Linked DNA regions of Homo sapiens: region 2 is linked to region 1. Evidence: chromatin loops called from intact Hi-C (ENCODE). Cell type or tissue: PC-9. All regions are shown on one strand. Each heading gives the region's core, and the rest is flanking DNA. Links, peaks and the distances in the headings are about the cores only. Region 1 has its middle 32 kb from the start of IGFL1. Region 2 holds the start of LOC93429 (a long non-coding RNA gene).

Region 1 (9,390 bases), core at 805-8,804:
TTCATAATATGTTTCTTCGTCATAGAACTATTGCCACTGGAACTATCCCTATTTCTTTCATTTTTGGTGGTTTCTTTTTTGAGCTAGAAGCTCACTCCATCACCAAGGCTGGAGTGCAATGGTACAATCATGGCTTGCTGCAGCCTCCATGCTTGGGCTTAGGTGATCCTCCTGCCTCAGCCTCCTGAGTACCTAGGCAGGTGCCACCACACCTAGCTAACTTTTTAATTTTTTGTAGAGATGGGGTCTCACTCTGTTTCCCAGGCTGGTGTCAAACTCCTGGCCTCAAACAATCCTCCCATCTTGGCCTCCCCAAATCCTGAGATTGCAGGTATGGGCCACCATGCCTGGCCTTTTATCTTTTTAATTTTTGAAATGACCAATAGAATTTGAGATGATGGAATTAACATCTTGGTTCAGTGCTGGGTCCTCAGATCCCAAATAGCAGCAGGCACACCGTACTTTCTCAGCAAATGGCTACTAACTTAATTAACCAAACTAATTAAAGGAGGAAAGTCATATGATTTTATACATATATAATTATGAATAAAGAATTTGATGAAATACCTTCAGCAGAAATTTCTAATATGAAAGTATGACTAAGTAAAATAGGATTTTTAAAACCTTTATACATTTGAAGATGTTTATTATAAACCACCAGAAATCATCATATTATTCTCCTTAATATCCACATAAGACAGATATGTCTTCTTCAATCTCTATTATTCAGTATTACTTTGGTGTTGCTAACTATCGCAATACAGTAACATGTAGAAATGAGTTAGAGCCGGGTGTGGTGGCTCACGCCTGTAATCCCAGCACTTTGGAAGGCTGAGGTGGGCAGATTACCTGAGGTCAGGAGTTCAAGACCAGCCTGGCCAACATGGCAAAACCCCATCTCTACTAAAAATGCAAAAATTAGCTAGGCATGGTGGTGGATCCCTGTAATCCCAGCTACTCGGGAGGCTGAGAAAGGCGAGTCTCTTGAACCTGAAAGGCAGAAGTTGCAGTGAGCCGAGATTGTACCATTGCACTCCAGCCTGGGTGACAAGAGCAAAACTCCACCTCAAAAAAAAAAAAAGGAAAAGAAAAGAAATGAGCACTGGAAGAAAAGATATTATTATTTTTAGACAATATGTTTGTATATCCAGAAAACCCAAAAGATTTGCCTTAAAAGAAGATAAATGGATTAGGAATATTTAATATTTTGACTGAATATAAATTAAATGTACATACATCAACAGATAATGTTATACTAGCAATAACCAGGGGAATTGAAATGTAAAAAAGTAGAGTATTGCAAAAGGTTATGTTACACAGGAATTAATTGTATCAAGAAATATGTAAGATTTGTGGTAAGGAAACCATAAAGTGATACTTAAGAACATAAAACTAGATCTAATTTTAAAAAGTAAATAAACCTGGGCCAGGCAGGGTGGCACCCAGGCTGGAGTGTAATGGTGGGATCTTGGCTCACTGAAACCTCCAACTCCAGGCTGAAGCGATTCTTGGGCCTCAGTCTCCCCAGAGCTGGGATTACAGGCTCACATCATGCCCTGCTAATTTTTGTAGTTTTTGTAGAGATAGGGTTTCACTATGTTGCCCAGGCTGGTTTCAAACTCCTGAGCTCAGCTGATCTGCCTGCCTCAGCCTCCCAAAGTTCTGGTATTACGGGCGTGAGCCACTGCACCTGGCCACTTTTTTTTTTTTTTTTTTTTTTGAGACGGAGTGTCCCTCTGTCGCCCAGGCTGGAATGCAGTGGCGCGATCTCGCACACTACAAGCTCCACCTCCCAGGTTCACACCGTTCTCCTGCCTCAGCCTCCCGAGTAGCTGGGACTACAGGCACCCGCACCACGCCTGGCTAATTTTTTGTATTTTTTAGTAGAGACGGGGTTTCACCGTGTTAGCCAGGATGGTCACGATCTCCTGACCTCGTGATCCGCCCGCCTCGGCCTCCCAAAGTGCTGGGATCACAGGCGTGAGTCACCGTGCCCGGCCACCTGGCCACTTCTTCATTCTTGTTGGCTTTGAGTCACCAGAAAAAAAGTAAATTCTGCATCCTTATGTGGCCTATTGAATCTAAAATTACTTGTTGACTAGTTTCATCCCTTTTCTTCTAATGTATAATGTCACCTTTCTCATATATCAGTTTGCCATTATTAGCTTTATCTGTTGATGGACTCCTGCCAGGCAGGAGTGAGCAGCTCTGCCGCACGGGCTGGAGACCCCGCCCTCGGTGCTCAGCTGCCACTGCCTCGTGACAACGATGCTGAAAGAGCGAGGTTCTGAGAGGGAAATCAAAACAGATGGAGGAAGAGAAACAAGTGGAGGGAAAAGGAGAGGTGGATTGAATAGAGGCAAAAAAAAAAAAAAAAGTAAATAAACCTCTGGGACGGGAAGTATTAAACATTTTGGTCATTGTTCCCAAAGCCAAACAATATTTACAAAAAATTTTCATCTCAATCTGCACTTCTAAATTTTGCTATTTTTCAGGAGGAAGCTTTAGAAAATTACTTTGGAGATGTTAAAGCTAACTGCACAAATATTGTCAAGTAAAACTTGATAGAGTGTAATAGGGAGAGAAGATTTTTTTGTCTCTTATTATTATTATTATTTTGAGACGGAGTCTCGCTCTGTCGCCCAGGCTGGAGTGCATTGGCGAGATCTCGGCTCACTGCAAGCTCCGCCTCCTGGGTTCAGGCCATTCTCCTGCCTCAGCCTCCCGAGTAGCTGGGACTACAGGCGGCTGCAATCAAGCCCGGCTAATTTTTTGTATTTTTAGTAGAGACGGGGTTTCACCGTGTTAGCCAGGACGGTCTCGATCTCCTGACCTCGTGATCCGCCCGCCTCAGCCTTCCAAAGTGCTGGGATTACAGGCGTGAGCTACCGCGCCCGGCCTTTTTTGTCTATTATTAAAATTTGAAACAACGCCATTATAAATGAAGATGACACTACCTAGAGGTGGGAGGGCAGAGACAGACAGACACGGAGAATGGGGACTCCACCCAGTGCAGAACAAGTATGCAGCGCCCCGCTCCCCTGCACCCACAATGCCATGGAGAGGACCGGATCTCACCTACGAGAAAGCCTGTCACCCGAGGTCAGGGCTGAGGAGCACTTCTGGCCTTTCGTCTTCACCATGAGGGACGCCTGGGAGCTGAGGGACCGGGGCAGCACTGCTCGAAGCGACACTGAAGGTGCAGTTTCCACACTTCTGGGTCCTGCCCAAGGGCACGACAGCACTGTCATAGCAACAGTGCCGCAAGGGGTCGTAGAGCTTGTCCCCACTTCCCAAATGCCGCTGGCAGAGCATGAGGTAAGCACTTATGGGGCCACTGGAGGAGACAGAGCTGGTGAGGTCAGATGGTTGGTAGATGGGTCCCAGCCGGGGGTCCCCTGGGGGCCACACTCATCCCCCAGTTTCCCAGTCCCTCCTGGGCTCACCTGGGGCTCCGTGTGAGCAGAGGAGCCTGAGGATGCAGAGAGAGGCCAAGACTGCTGTGGGAGAGGGAAGGGGAAGAGGGGGTGATCGGGAAACCACAGGCGATCCTTGGAAGCCCAGCTTGGGGAAGGGGGGCTCCGAGGGAGTTTCTGCCCTGACTGAGACTCAGGGAAGGGCTAGAAGCTGACCTTGCCCTGCCTTCCTGCAGACACACGCTGGGCCCTGGGGTGAGAGAGGTCCCAGACAGGGGATGTGTCGTGGTGGATTTGATGCCAGGTCCTTTGAGAGCCAGGAGAGGACCGATGCTCCCTCCACCCTCAATCTCTCTGTGGTCAAGGGGTGCAGGCAGGACTCTCGGAAGAAATGGGCCTAGGGTTCAGGGCAATGTGGTTGTTTCCTGGTTTTGGAGGAGCTCAGAGCTGGGGCTCAGCTGGGGTCAGGGAGGGAAGGGGCTGCGCTGAGACTGGTGTTGTGCTATGGGTGTGACTGGCACCAACATTTAGAAAAAGATGGGGCTGGGATTGGAACTAGCGCTAGGCAAGACTTTGGGGAGTAGTTTGGGGACTGAAATGGCTGTGGATGGGGCTGGCCCGGGGGCTATGGATGGGGAATTGCTGTGATGGAGCCATGTCTGAGGAGGAGGCCGGGCATGGGGACAGGGATGAGGTGTAGTTTGGGGTGGGGAGTGAGCCTCGGTGGTGGCTGAGATGGGAGATGGGCTCGGGTGGGAATGGGGTCCTGTCCTCCTTACCCAGGACATGGCCTCGGGAGCCATGGCTCCGGGGTGGCTGGAGGGGAGTGAGTGGGTGATCAGCAGGTCTCAGCAGCTCCTTGGCTCCTATACTCCTAGAGGAGCTGGTGATACCGTGGGATGCCCTGCCTTCCTGCAGAGACATGCTGGGCCCTGGATCGAGACAGGTCCCAGACAGGGTATGTGTCATGGTGGATTTGATGCCAGATCCTTTGAGAGCCAGGAGAGGACCGATGCTCCCTCCACCCTCGGTCCCTCTCTCCTCCAGAATGGAGGCTTCTTTGGCAAATAGGAAATTGCAGGACACTCCTGGGGTTGTCCTCACCCTCCCACACTCACACAGCCACAGTCTTACAGCTGACCCTGTGAGTCTAGAGCTGAGACATGCACCGAAGGTTGCTGTATGACCTGGTCCCCTTCTAGACGTGAATCAGTGCGAGGGCCCAGGACAGCAGAAGAGGTGTGAGGCCATCCTGTGACAAGGGAGCCACAGGGTGTCCAGACCCAGCGGGAGCCGAGGATTCAGGAAAATCTCCCCAGTCAGCTCCAGAGGTGCCCACAGTGTGAGCTCTAGTGTCTCCCAGGTAGAGGCCAAAGCGTCACCTGCCCGGCCCTGGGGGTGGAAGTGGAGTAGACGGCACTCCTATCTGGGCAACCGAGTAAGACCCTGTCTCTGAAGAAGTACATACATTTACTTAGACTCCTCTGTCTTTGTCATATATATACATATATGACATATATGAGATATACATATTATATATATGATATATATATGATATACATATATAAAATGTCATATATATGTGTCATATATATATGACATTTTATATATAGGAGCTCAAGACCAGCCTGGGCAACGTGGCAAAACTCCACCTCTACCAAAACATACAAAAATGAACTGGGCACAGTCGCACACACCTGTAGTCCCAACTACTCAGGAGGCTGAGGTAAGAGGATGACTTGAACCCGGGAGGCAGAGTCGAGCTGAGATCGCGCCACTACCTGCCAGCTTGGGTGACAGAGCCAGACTGTGTCTAAAAACAAACAAACACCAGAAGGCAGTGATTTTTGCCCCAAAGTGATTTAACTCTCCCTAGTCATTATACAGAACAAGAAAAATAAGAACATGAATTAGTCTGGGCGCAGTGGCTCACACCTGTAATCCCAACACTTTGGGAGGCCGAGGCGGGTGGATCACTTGAGGTCAGGAGTTCAAGACCAGCCTGGCCAACATGGTGAAACCCCGTCTCCACTAAAAATACAAAAATTAGCCAGGTGTGATCCCAGCTACTCGAGATCTGGGTAGCTACTGAGGCAGGAGAATTGCTTGAATCCGGGATGTGGAGGTTACTGTGAGCTGAGAACACACCACTGCACTCCAGCCTGGGTGACAGAACGAGACTCCATCTCAAAAGCAAACAACAACAACAAAAGAAAAAGAAGAAGAAAGTGAGTTGACCTGTAATGTGAGAAACGGAAGTTGTAATCATATGTGACTCAGATCACAGTCATATCACTTAAAGTGCTGTTATGGTTCAAGTGGCTTTTAAATAATATTGATTTTCACAGTGGTCAGACCACATCCCTACCCTGGTTAACCCCACTTCATGAAGCAGAGCGTTTGGAGGGGGAGGATGGGAGGAGGAGAGCAGGAACCCAAAACCCTCACGTGGCTGCTCTGCTCAACAAACTGGAAACACCGTCAACTTATTTTGATACAAATCCCTATGACCCATTTTTATTCAAGAATTCTGTCACCTTTGGCTGTTTTTCTGAGGTTTCTCCATAGCACCTTATCCTAAAATTTTCTCTTTTTTTTAATTTTAATTTTAAATTTTTTTTTTTTTGAGACAGAGTGTCACTGTCGTCCAGGCTGGAGTGCAGTGGCGTGATCTCAGCTCACTGTAACCCCTTCCTCCCAGGATCCTCGTGCCTTGGCCTCCCGAGTACCTGGGTTTACAAGTGTGCACCACCACACCCAGCTAATTTTTGTATTTTTAGTAGAGGCGGGGTTTCACCATGTTGGCCAGGCTGGTCTTGAGCTCCTGACCTCAAGTGATCCAAACCCCCTCAGCCTCTCAAAGTGATTACAGGTGTGAGCCACCATGCCCGGCCCTGCTCCTGGAATTTTCTTACAGAATCAGAGCAGACACCATTCCTAGAGGTAGGAAACTATCTCTGCAATTGGCTGTTCTGGAAGCCAGAAACAAAGGACCGGCCAGGAACCCATCTCCCCTGACAATTGTGGAGGAGCAAGTTGAGGACTTTCAGGATCCACAATGCCAGGCAGGAGGGAGCAGCTCTGCCACACAGGGCTGGAGACCCCATCCTCGATGCTCAGCTGTCACTGCCTCGTGCTATTAAGTTGCCACATCCTTGATGGTTTAATGCCCAACTCCAGGGCTGCTTGCTCTGCCTGCATTGGTTGATTCTTCTGGAAAAATAAAACTCTATAATATTTTGATCCAGGGAGCCCAAGGACCATCTTCCCAGCTCTCTCGAATTACGACACAATCCTCGTCCTAACTCCACTAGATTGCCCTGGTTAATGGGGTAATTCTGTGAGAAAACACAGGCGCATCAATATTGCAGTGTCCCTTACAGAAGCGCTGAGAGTAACACTATTGCTTTAGTTGGGGTCCTCATAGAACAGGTGATACCTCATAGAATTTTCTAGTGCTTTCCAATACCTCAATTGATATCATTCAGATTCGGCCGGGCGCAGTGGCTCACGTCTGTAATCCTAGCACTTTGGGAGGCCAAGGTGGGTGGATCACCTGAGGTCAGGAGTTCGAGACCAGCCCAGCCAATGCAGTGAAACCCCATCTCTACTAAAAACACGAAATTTAGCCAGGCGTGGTGGTGTACACCTGTAATCCCAGCTACTTGGGAGGCTGAGGCAGGAGAATTGCTTGAACCCAGGAGGTGGAGTTTGCAGTGAGCCGTGATGGCACCACTGCACTCCAGCCTGGGCGACAGAGACAGAGTGAGACTCCATCTCAACATATATGTATACACACACACATATATATCTCAGATCCTCTAGTGCAAAGTCACATATCTGTATGGGAGCTCCAATAAATTGGAATGCAGAGGTTAAAGGTTAATCAGTTAGCTACACCTACTAGGAACTTTCTCTGTTATAAGGGGTGGTGCCCACCAGGGACTGGTCCCATGGCCAGTTCCCACATATAATCTAACCCTGTATGGGATTTTAGAAGGTGGGAAACAAAGCCTGGCACGGTGACTCACGCCTGTAATCCCAGCACTTTGGGAGGCCCATTCGGGCAGTTCACTTGAGGTCAAGAGTTTGAGGCCAGCCTGGCCAACATGGTGAAACCTGGTCTCTACTAAAAAAAAATACAAAAATTAGCTGGACATGGTGGCCGGTGCCTGTAATCCCAGCTACTCAGGAGCCTGAGGCAGGAGAATCTCTTGAACCGGAGGGACAGAGGTTGCAGTGAGCTGAGATTGCATCACTGCACTCCAGCCTGGAGGCCAAGGCAGGAGGATCACTTGAGGCCAGGAGTTTGAAACCGGCCTAGCCAACATAGCAAGTCCCCATCTCAAAACAAAAAGCAAAACACAATATTTTGACCCAGGCAGTGTGAAGGGGGCAGGTGGCATCTTTTTGAAGATGCCAGAAAATTTGGGACCTCCAAACTTGGACAATGTTAGCAGCTGTCTGAGGCCACAAAATTAGGCAAACCACACTGGAGAAAGAAAATCCTTCGGAAACCTGTTCATTTAGGCAACTGTATGAGTTTCAGCTGAATTTTCTAAATGCCTCTAAATTACATCCTCAGCCTGGAGGGACATCAGAGCTGATTTGACTCACTTGTGGGGCCTGCTTCTGAGTTATTAACGTGGTTATGGCTCCCCCATGTGGTGGAGGGGGGCATATTCATTTTTTAAGTTCCTATTTCAGCCCAGCAGGGTGGCTCACACCTGTAATCCCAGACCTTTGGAAGACCCAGCGATCGCTCGAGCCCAGGAGTTTGAGACCAGCCTGGGCAACATGGTGAAAGCCCGTCTCTATTTAAAACAAAACAAAACAATGAAGTTCTTCCTATTTCTCTCCCTGTCCTTGACACGAGGGGATTCCAACTACTTTTTCTGCTAATCGTCCTTGTACATGAGCATATATACTGACAGGATTTTTACCTGTCCCAAATAATATGCCTTTGGTCCCATCCCCAGACAGGCAGGGAATGAACAGGCCATCTGTGACTCTCGGTCTTGCTCTGTCGCCCAGGCTGGAGTGCAGTGGTGTGATCTCAGCTCACTGCAGCCTCAATCTTCTGGGCTCAAATGATCCTCTTGCCTCACCCCCCCAAGTAGCTAGAACTATAGGCCCGCACCCCCGCGCCTGCCTAATTTTTTTCTTTTCTTTTCTTTTTCATAGAGATGGGGGTCTCACTATGTTGTGCAAGCTAGTCTCCAACTCCAGGCTCAAGCAATCCTCCCACCTCAGCCTCTCAAAATGCTGGGATTATAGGCATGAGCCATTGCGCCCAACCTGGATGTTGAGTTTTTTTTTTTTAAGAAACTGCCAAACTGTTTTTCAGAGCAATGTATAAATGATCCAATTTATCTCCACCCTTGCCAGCTTTCAATGGCGTTGCGGTTTTCAAAATTTTTAGCCATTTTAATTTAATTTGCGTTTCCCTAATGGCTAATGATGTTGAACATCTTTTTATCTGCTTACATGTCATCTGTATCTCTTCCTCATTGAGATGTCTCTTCATGTCTTTAAAAAGTTTTTATTTTCATTTGATTTTTTCATAGAGACAAGGTCTCACTATGTTGCCCAGGCTGGTCTCGAACTCCTGGGCTCAAGCAATCCTCCCACCTTGGTTCCACAAACTGCTGAGATGACAGGTATGAGCCACCATGCCAGATCCTCTTCAGGTCTTTTGCCCATTTTTTTAATGGATTTTTTTTTCACTATTGAGTTTTCACAGTTCTTTACATTTTCTAGATAATTGTCCTTTGTCAGGTATGTGCTTTGCAAATATTTTCTCCCAGACTATAGCCCTATCTGTCCTTCTAACTGGGTTTGTTTTTTGTTTTTTGTTTTTTGGGGGGTTTTTTTGAGACGGAGTCTAGCTCTGTTGCCCAGGCTGGACTGCAGTGGCGTGATCTCGACCCACTGCAACCTCCACCTCCAGGGTTCAAGCAATTCTCCTGCCTCA
Region 2 (9,390 bases), core at 642-8,641, 51 kb before region 1:
AATGGGGTCGGGGGTGTGAGTGCTTATCTCATCCACCCATGACAGCGAGTGGGCCTGCAGGACTCTGGAAATTGCATGAGAATTTCTGCTCCATCAGCTTCCTGCCTGGTCTCATGCTCCCATCTCAATCCTCTCACCCACCCTCCTCCCAGCAGAAGGACACACGGATTTTCCTGAATCACAATCTGATCACTTCTATCCCCTGCTTAAGACCTGTCTGTAGCTTGAGTACACTGAGAAGAACAGTTCTCACCAAGGCTCATAAGGGGAGGTGGACAGGGGAAGCGATGGGGATGGTGGGAGCTTCCCTGGCCTTCCTGGACACCCCATCCTCTCAGCACCTCCACATGTTCAGCAACTGGGAAGTTCAACTCTAGTTTTTCAAGAGTTTTTATAAAGTTTGGTCCTTATCTCCTCGCCATTGCCACTTTTCTTGGAAGTTGGTGGGTGATACTGAAAGTTTCTACCCTCTAATCCTCAAATCTTTTGGTCTTTGTGATGACTGGCATGATACTGAGGCTACCTGGGGACCCTTCCCTAATTCACATTTTTTTTTTTTGAGAGGGAGTCTCACTCTGTCACCCAGGCTGAAGTGCAGTGGCATGATCTCAGCTCACTGCAACCTCCGCCTCCCAGGTTCAAGCAATTCTTCTGCTTCAGCCTCCCGAGTAGCTGGGATTACAAGCGCCCACCAGCATGCCCAGCTAATTTTTGTATTTTTCGTAGAGACGGGGTTTCGTCATGTTGGCCAGGCTGTTCTCAAACTCCTGACCTCAGATGATCCACCCGCCTCGGCCTCCCAAAGTGTTGGGATTACAGGTGTGAGCCACCGCACCTGGCCCCTAAATCACATTTTTAGCATGAACTCAGCTGGTGTGATCTGAAAGAGTCTCATCTGGAAGAACAAAAGACATTCCTATCACTCAGGAAATTCCAAGTTTAGCTTCATGGTAGGAACAAGAGTCAAAGAACAAACATTTTCATGTTATAGCACACCCAGTAAGCCATGGGTTCATCAGATTGGACTCTCTTTGCTCTGCCAAATTGGCAGCATTTGTGAGTTACCAATCCCAAGGGAGGACTCCCACTGCAGGGAGGATGGCAAAGGTCACCACTGCGCTAACCACCCGGAATAGGGGTCTGAACACTTCAGCCACCGCATCTTGGGCTGCACTCTGACTACACTGAGCGTGGTGAACAGAACACCCACAGCCACAGCCAGTTCGACAAAGCAGGTTAATTACTTACAGACAGGCAGCGAGGGACAGCGGAAGCCTAGGCTGCATGACTGTTCATCTCTCTGTACGACAAGAACATTCAATTTTTGGATATTGTCAGCTTCCCAGCCCTTCCTCAGTCACATCCAGTGCACATCTGGGCATACCATGTGCTTTCTGTCTTGGCAGCAGAAGGACATTCAAACTGGTCTCCCGGGGCTCAGGAGCACTGCCCAGGGCAGATAGAGTCTCCCATGCCTGCCCCACTTGCACCACAGCTGAGGACTCAGCAGTGAGCTCTGGGTTTTAGATGTGGTGGACACGCCCTGGGCTAGTGTGGCAGGACACCCCCTCTAGGAGGGATGGGAATGAGGCCAGGGCTGTCCTGGGCAGTTTCTCTTTAGCTCAAGGTGTTGCATTCTCTCGGAGGAATAGAAACCAAGCTTGGGCACTTTCAGGCAGTTCCTCCTTACTCAGGATGGTGCATTCTTATATAATTTGGCTCTGTCTTGCCACACAAATCTCATCTCACATTGTAATCCCCATGTGTCAGGGGAAGGATCTGGTAGGTGATTGGATCATGGGGGCAGTTTTTTCCATGCTGTTCTCCTGATAGTGGGGGAGTTCTCAGGAGATCTGATGGTTTAAAAGTGTGTAGAAGTTCCCGGCTCGCTCTCTTTCTCTCCTGCCACCATGGAAGGCGTGCCTTGCTTTTCCTTCACCCTCCAGCATGATTGTACATTTCCTGAGGCCACCTTGGCGTGCAGAACTATGAGTCAATTAAACCTCTTTCCTTTATAAATTACCCAGTCTCAGGTAGTTTTTTTTAGCAGTGTGAAAATGGACTAATACACATTTCTACTGTATTCTACAGTGATTCTGGGAACTGTGGGCAAGAAGAGAGGCGGGAAAGCCAGAGCCATCCAATGCTTGTCTTCTGGTGCCCTCCTCCAGGAAGCCATTCCTGGTGCCCTGGGCGCTGCTCCCAGCCTTGCTCACCCTGGGTCATCACCGTTTTTGGAGGGGTCTGTGTCCTCCCCAGACTATAAGACCCAGAAAAGCAGGGCCTGGAGCTAAGTCACAGTCGTGTCCCCAGCATCCACTGACACAGAGTAAGTGCATAGTGTGTGCTAAATGAATGAAAGAAAAGTGAAAGCATGATGAAAGCCCTGTGTTCAGGGTGTGTCTCACTCAACCTGTCTGTCCTGTCATGGTGACTTGGTGAGAATTGTTGCCTGAAGGTCTTTAAAGCTCTCTCCCTTCCAGGGCTTCCGCATGGAGCTGCTTCTCAGCTGTGCCCTATGGGGTCAGATGCACTGGGGAAGAACTAAGGCTCTTCTCCACAGCCCACCTTTTGTCCCCTTAGCCCTCCCAACATAGGACACACCATGTCCAGGGCTGCAGGAGCCCAGGCTGTCAACAGCATCAGCATCCTGCTAGAAGAGGGTAGGGATGGCTGGTACTCAGAAGAGCCTTCTAGATTCCTAAGTTTATTAATCCTTTCACTGCAACTACTAAGAAAAATAGGTGTGACATTATTACTGGGTTACACACAGTCACACACACACACAAAAAGCGAAAGCAAAAATTGTCAAGAATATGTCAGCTTCCCTCAGGGGAGTGGCTTCTTCAACTTTGATCCCAAATGACTTATTTCAGAGGAAACCTCTCCCCTCTCCTCAGAACAAACACATTCACACAGGAAGGGATTAAATTCCTGCAAAGAAGAAGAAGGAAAACCTTCCACTGGTCCTTTGGTCTTAACTATCCTGGGCCATAATGTATTTGAGAGTCCAGTAATGACTGTGGATTTTTTTGCTCAAAATATCACAGATGATTGCCAAACATTGTGAAATGCCATTGAATTGCACACTTGAAAACACACACATACACATGAAAACTTAAGTAAACGCATATACTTAATTGTGGGGGCTGCAGGGGGGGAGCGGAAAGAAACATCCAGACATCTGGTGGTAAATATTCTGCTCTGGTTCAGCTAAAAATAAAGCCCTTTATCAGTTTGGTCACTGGAAGGACTTGTTCCCTTCTTGTTGATGATCAGAAACCTTAGCAGGAACTAATTCTCAAGTGTCTGCCTTAACAGAAAAGCCACAAAGAAACATGGTAAGAGCGTGGCAGATAACATCCACGGTGCTATCGGGAGGTGACAGGTGACTGACCTCAGCCTTGGTGTTCAAGAAGATTCCAGAAGGTGGGTGACATTTAAGGGAAAAATGAAAAATGAAGAGGGATGGGAGAATTGGAGGCAGAAGCCAGAGAGACATTGTGGTTCTTCCAAGGAACTGTGCTAAGTCGAGGGCAGTGAGAGCCAGGGAAGGTGTATTAATCAGGGTTCTCTAGAGGGACACAATTAATAGGGTTCTTTAGAGGGACACAATTTATATATATATATGAGTTTATTAAGTAGTATTAACTCACACAATCACAAGGTCCCACAATAGGCCATCTGCAAGCTGAGGAGCAAGGAAGCCAGTCCATGTCCCAAAGCTGAAGAACGTGGAGTCTGATGTTCGAGGGAAGGAAGCATCCAGCACGGGAGAAAGACGTAGGCTGGAAGCTAAGCCAGTCTAGCCTTTTCACGTTTTTCTTCCTGCTTTATATTCTGGCTCTGCTGGCAGCTGATTAGACAGTGTCCACCCACGTTAAGGGTGGGTCTGCCTTTCCCAGCCCACTAATGCAAAAGTTAATCTCCTTTGGCAACACCCCTACAGACACACCCAGGATCAATACTTTGCATCCTTCAATCCAATCAAGTTGACACTCAGTACTAACCATCACAGAGGGTGTGCATGATGTGGAGGTGGACACTTGGCATCCAGCCAACTTCTTCAGGACTTTCTGGTCTGCAGAGGCTGGAAGCTTCACACTTTCCTTCCCAGAGGGCCTTGCAGGTGGGGTTCTGGATACATTTGAATCTCTGGTAGCACAGTCATTGTGTCTCTGGGTGTATCCACAGTAACATCTCACATCCAAGCAATAGCTCTGAATGGCTGAAAGGCTGTTCCAGACACAGAAATGGCACCTGAATCTTGAGTCTCAGCTCAGCAGATTGTTCTAGCTTCATTCCTGGTTGGCAAACCCTGGGGCCTCTCCTCCAGCCTCTCCTATGACATGGAGGCTCTTAATTCACTGGTCTGCATCATACGAAGGATCCTGCCAGAGCAGGGATTAGGCTTTGGTCAACAGAAGCCACCTTGCAGGGAGCTTCTGAAATCCCAACATAGTGTTTGGAGAAAATGACTCACACAGACTCCTCCTTGTCAGCCAGCAGCGGACAGGCCTCTGGCCTGGGGAAACCCGGCCTTCCTTCTACATACCTGACATACCTGCACACCTGAAATTCCACCTCATTCCTGCCTGTTTCCTAGCAGGGCTTCCCTGAGGGCAGATGGAAAGGCCACTCCAAATCTGCCAGGAGGGAGATTCCTTCTATTTTTTCCTGGCATAAAAGGGCAAGCAGTGGGGGAGCTGCTGACAGCTGGAAATGCCAACGTCCTCCGGGGTTTCACATTCCGGGTTTCACATTCCAGAAGCCAAGATCTGCCAGCCCTGCCTGTTCTCTCACCCCGCTTCCTGGATCCAAGCAAGACACGGGCTGAGGTACTGCTGCTGGTCAGTGACGCAGGCCAGGCAAGAACCCAGGTCTCCTGACCTCTCACCCATGGGCTTCCCAACTCCCCAGGCCTGGTCTCTCTGAGAAAGGAAGACAGGCCCTGTTCACAGACACTCCTGAATGATACCCAGGTTCTCGGGCCAGGCTGGCAGATTTTGGTTCCTGGAATGTGAAACCTCTGAGGACTTGGCATTTCCTGCTGTCAGCAGCTTCCCTACTTCTATTGTACAATAGTATAATATGATCGAATGATAGAATGATATTCTACCATTACGTGGAATACACACAGTTCCAATAAGAGTGTCATAAACAATCTAGCACAGCATTCTGGTTAGGGCACACTGTCCCATTTCTTAATCCATTTTTTTTTTCAATTAAAAAATAACATTGCTTATGCCCAACTGATGGTTTTCCATGTTATCAGCACGTCCTAATCTGTGTCCTGGAAAACAACACTCTACCCCACAGCAACAAGGCATGGAGGCCAATGGAGAAGACAGGGAGATGGTGCTGGAAGCAGGGTCTGCTCTTCCCCTGGGGAAGGTGCGTGCTGAGCACTCTGGTATTTATCATGAGATCATTTCTGCTGCAGCCTCTTCCCTTGTCGCCTGCCTCCAGAGAGAAGCCCCTGTCCATGCTCCCCAGAAAGATACAGGATCTTCCACACACACAGATCTGACCACATACATCCCCTGCTGGGAATAACCCTGGGGAGAATGGCTTGTCCATACCAGGTGTGGCCTGTGAACTCACAAACTGAGGAAATCCTGCAGAAGCTGGGAGGGGCCCACAGAACTGACCCAAGACAGCTTCTTCCCCTCTGTTTTTTCGTCCTGACCCCAAGATGGCTCTTCTGTGGGGAAATCACACACCCGACCCTCTGAAAAAGCACGTTAAGGAAAAATGTCCTTGAAAATCTCAGGAGGGCTGTGGAATTTCTCCACCACCAGAACTTCACAGTGACAATGACACCAAACACAAGAACGACAATAACCAAAATCAGGAGTTTTATTCTCCTACCTTCTCTCTCTCTCTCTCTCTCTCTCCTCTCACTGTCATGAACGTCACGAAGACACTGACTTTGCATTTTCTACTCAGCACTGCATCACCAGTGTCTGACACAAAGCCTGGGACATGTGGGCTTCCAAGTGGACCTCTCCTGGATAAATGACCATTAATGAAACAGAGAAGGAGTTGAAGAGCCCCCAGAGGAGTGTGAGTCCCAGGGGTCCCGCCAGCTCCACTCCCACCTTCCAAACCTGTGAAAGTCAGGTGCCTGAGTCGCACAGTCTCTCCCACCCGAATGCCATGAGCTGCAGGTGAGTGAGCAGTTACTGCATCCTGGGCCATGGGCTTGGGTTGTGAAGTTAGGACCTGATTAGAGGATGTCAGGGGTTAGCAATGTACCAAGGAAAGTGGAGAAAGTCATAGCTCAATGGGATCCTGTGGAATCACTGTGTGGCTGTGTGAGTGGGGGAGGGCGGTAACTATAGGAGCATGCTGCACCTTCCTGTTTGCCAAAGAGGGGGCATGTAGGACACAGAAGCGGAGGGTGCACCACTTCTCCCTGGGTTCTCAAAGTGTCTGAGATCAAATCTACTATGACACATACCCTGCCTGGCTCCTTTACTGCCCAGCGACCCAGCCTGTCTCTGCAGGAGGGCCAGACATGCCGTGACATCACCAGCTCCTCTAGGAATATGGGATACAAGGAGTGGCTGAGATCGGCTGATCACCAGCTCACTCCGCTGCAGCCGCCCCAGAGCAATGGCTCCCCGAAGCCGTGTTCTGGGTAAGGAGGGGAGGACCCCATTCCCAACCGAACCCATCTCCCATCTCAGCCACCACCAGGGCTCGCTCCCCACCCCAAACTCCCTGTTCCCTCATTCTTGTTCCCATGCCCAGCCAAATCTCCAGGCGTGAATTGCTCACAGCAATTCCCCATCCACAGCGCCCGGGTCAGCCCCATCCACAGCCCTGTTTCAGTTTCTGAACTGCCCAAAGCCATACCGAGCCCTGGTTCCACCCAATCTTCTTCTAAATGTCAGTGCCAGTCGTATCTGTGGCTGTCCACTCACCCCATCTTCCCCTTCCCTCTCCCACAGCTGTCTTGGCCGCTTTCTGTTTGTGACTCTCCCTGCCTCCACTCCCCCCACCACCCCATGAAATGATCTCATTTGGTCATTTAAACGGAAAACTAAAAAGTTTTAAGTGACTCTAGGAGAGCAGGAGAGAGGCAGGTCTCCCAGCTCAGACCCCGCCCCGGGACGGCCCCACGGAAGATGCACATCTGGATGTAGGCGCTCAAGGCACCGCGCGTGCGCCGAGTGGCCTTGCTCAGCTCCGTCCTTCTGAAACCCGGAATCCTCATGTGTCTGGGTCCCGCCCCATCCTGGCCTCCTACACCACTGGTCCAGATCCTCCACCTTCCCCCAACGCGAGGTATTGACATCAAAGCATCACCTCATCTGGCACAAGAATCTGAAACACAGACCGCACCTTACACCAACGTAGTGAATCCCTCCTTGGACCTGAGTTCAACAAGCCCAGAGTCGGGGCTCTGGGTTCCCGCCCAAATGCCACGCATGCACACAGATGGCACCTGGCGTCTCCTCAAAGGGACAGGAATCCCGGGCTTCCCAGAATCACCAGGTCGATTTAAATGGCATCAGATGAACTGGAAAAGAATGAAAGTGCTATTGCCTAAAGTGATGAAATTTTCAGAGGATGTATCGGTCCTGTCTGGTGGACAGACGGCCACCAGAGGGAATGAACCAGTCTTCTCTGAACATCCATGAGGATGAAGAACAGTCACTGAGGTGACGGTACCAAGTCACCGGCCACCTCCCAGGGATCCTCTCATCCGGTCCTCACAGCAGCGCTGCATGGTCGGACCTCATCACCCACATTCCACCAAGAGGAAGCTGAAGCCCAGGGCCTTCATCCACTCATGTCCTCCAGACCCCTGGCACCCATCCTGGGCCCCACCCCATCATCCAGGCCTTGGGCCTTCGACCTGGGGAGAGTCCCTGTCTCCTCCATGAGCCGTCCAGGGCCTGAAGAGGTATCCAATAAACAAGAAAGCAGAACACAAAGAGCTGTGATGGAGTGGATCTTATGTAGTAAGAATAAAATTATTTTGAGAAATTACTGGGTCATGTATTTACCCACAGAAAAACAGAAGCAAACACACGCGTGCGCGCACACACACACACACACACCACACAGGCTGTCACGTGTCCTCAGCACAAAGTGCCTTGAGAAAGGCCATTGCTGGCCCCACACTTATCCTGACTGTGATCTTGCTGTGATCAGCACATCCCATCAGTGTGGCAACAGGTGTGGCCAGAGTGGGAACCAGGCCTTTTCTTCAGATTTGCTCTTTGTTCCTGAATAGCCACCGTCAGAACAGACACCCTCCTAGGAGTCACTTGATTAAAAATTTCCTTTTGGATATTTAGGTTGATGTTTTATCCATCGGTTAAAGTATAAATGTATATTTATTATAAAAGTGTAATTATGGCTCTAATTAATGATTATGGTGAATTTTACTAACTATAGCTATGAAAATATTCCAATAGATAAAAACAGTGCTAAAAATGTACAGTTAATCCAAGAGTGGTAACTTTAAGTCTTGTAATTTTTGATCTAATAAATCTTCATAAAATATACATGATCATGAAGTACATCAGTAGAATTAATCCTAATATTTACAGCAATACTTGGCGTGCTGTCTCTCATAAAAAATAACATTAATAGTAAAAAAAAAAAGAAGAAATCGGCCAGGCACGGTGGCTCACGCCTGTAATACCAGAACTTTGGGAGGCCGAGGCAGGCAGATCACAAGGTCAGGACATCGAGACCATCCTGGCTAACACGGCAAAACCCCGTCTCTACTAAAAATACAAAAAATTAGCCCAGCGTGGTGGCGGGTGCCTGTAGTCCCAGCTACTCGGGAGGCTGAGGCAGGAGAATGGCATGAACCCAGGAGGCAGAGCTTGCAGTGAGCCGAGATCACGCCACTGCACTCCAGCCTGGGTGACAGAGCGAGACTCCATCTCAAAAAAATAAAAAAATAAAATAGTAATAAAGAAATGATGAAATTTAAAAATTCTATTTAATTTTGGGTTGTTTAATTTTCATTTGGGGCATGACTATGTGAAGTAATAAATTTTGTTTGGGCATTAATATGGGATGACCTATGTCTCCCCCTAAATTCATGTGTTGAGGTCCTAACCCCAGTATCTCAGAATATAACTGTATTTGGAGATAAGGCCTTTGAAAAGGTGATTACAGTAAAAGGTCATATGAGCAGGACCTAATCCAAGCTGACTGGTGTCCTTATAAGAAGAGGAGATTAGGGCACAGACACACACTCAGCGGCCATGTGAAGACACAGGGAGGAATTGGCCATGGATAAACCAAGGGATAGACCCTCAGAAAAAACCATCCTGCCAACACTTTGATCTCATGCTTCTGCCTTCCAGAACTGTGAGGAACTGAATTTCTCCTGTTCAAGCCACCCCTCTGGTGCCCTTG

Evidence for each region. Peaks named below come from ENCODE experiments on the same cell type or tissue, not always from the same donor. Only the 100,000 strongest peaks of a DNase experiment are listed, where the experiment ranks them.
Region 2: a loop joins it to region 1, with 7 times the contacts of the local background. A loop is called at or near these places in 6 of 110 quality-filtered maps.

Annotation. Positions count from the first base shown.
Region 1 is chr19:46,257,355-46,266,744 of GRCh38, forward strand. It overlaps the pseudogene IGFL1P2. Among named protein-coding and RNA genes, the nearest start is that of IGFL1, 32 kb to the left of the region's middle. RefSeq lists enhancers at 3,288-3,787, 5,124-6,323, 7,958-8,252. In PC-9, for the core only: a CTCF peak has its summit at 8,080 (motif pointing left); DNase peaks (open chromatin) are centred at 2,077, 5,667 and 8,037; H3K27ac peaks cover 4,205 bases.
Region 2 is chr19:46,206,841-46,216,230 of GRCh38, forward strand. LOC93429 (a long non-coding RNA gene) reads left to right here and starts at 3,402. Exons shown (of 6, transcript NR_027003.1): 1 at 3,402-3,429; 2 at 4,769-4,838; 3 at 5,276-5,394; 4 at 5,950-6,170; 5 at 6,489-6,643; 6 at 6,957-7,998. It also overlaps a transcript of IGFL2 not described here. RefSeq lists a silencer at 4,432-4,726 and an enhancer at 4,547-5,425. In PC-9, for the core only: no CTCF peak of the experiment used is centred there; DNase peaks (open chromatin) are centred at 1,615, 2,391, 4,521 and 4,761; H3K4me3 peaks cover 2,738 bases; H3K27ac peaks cover 5,655 bases.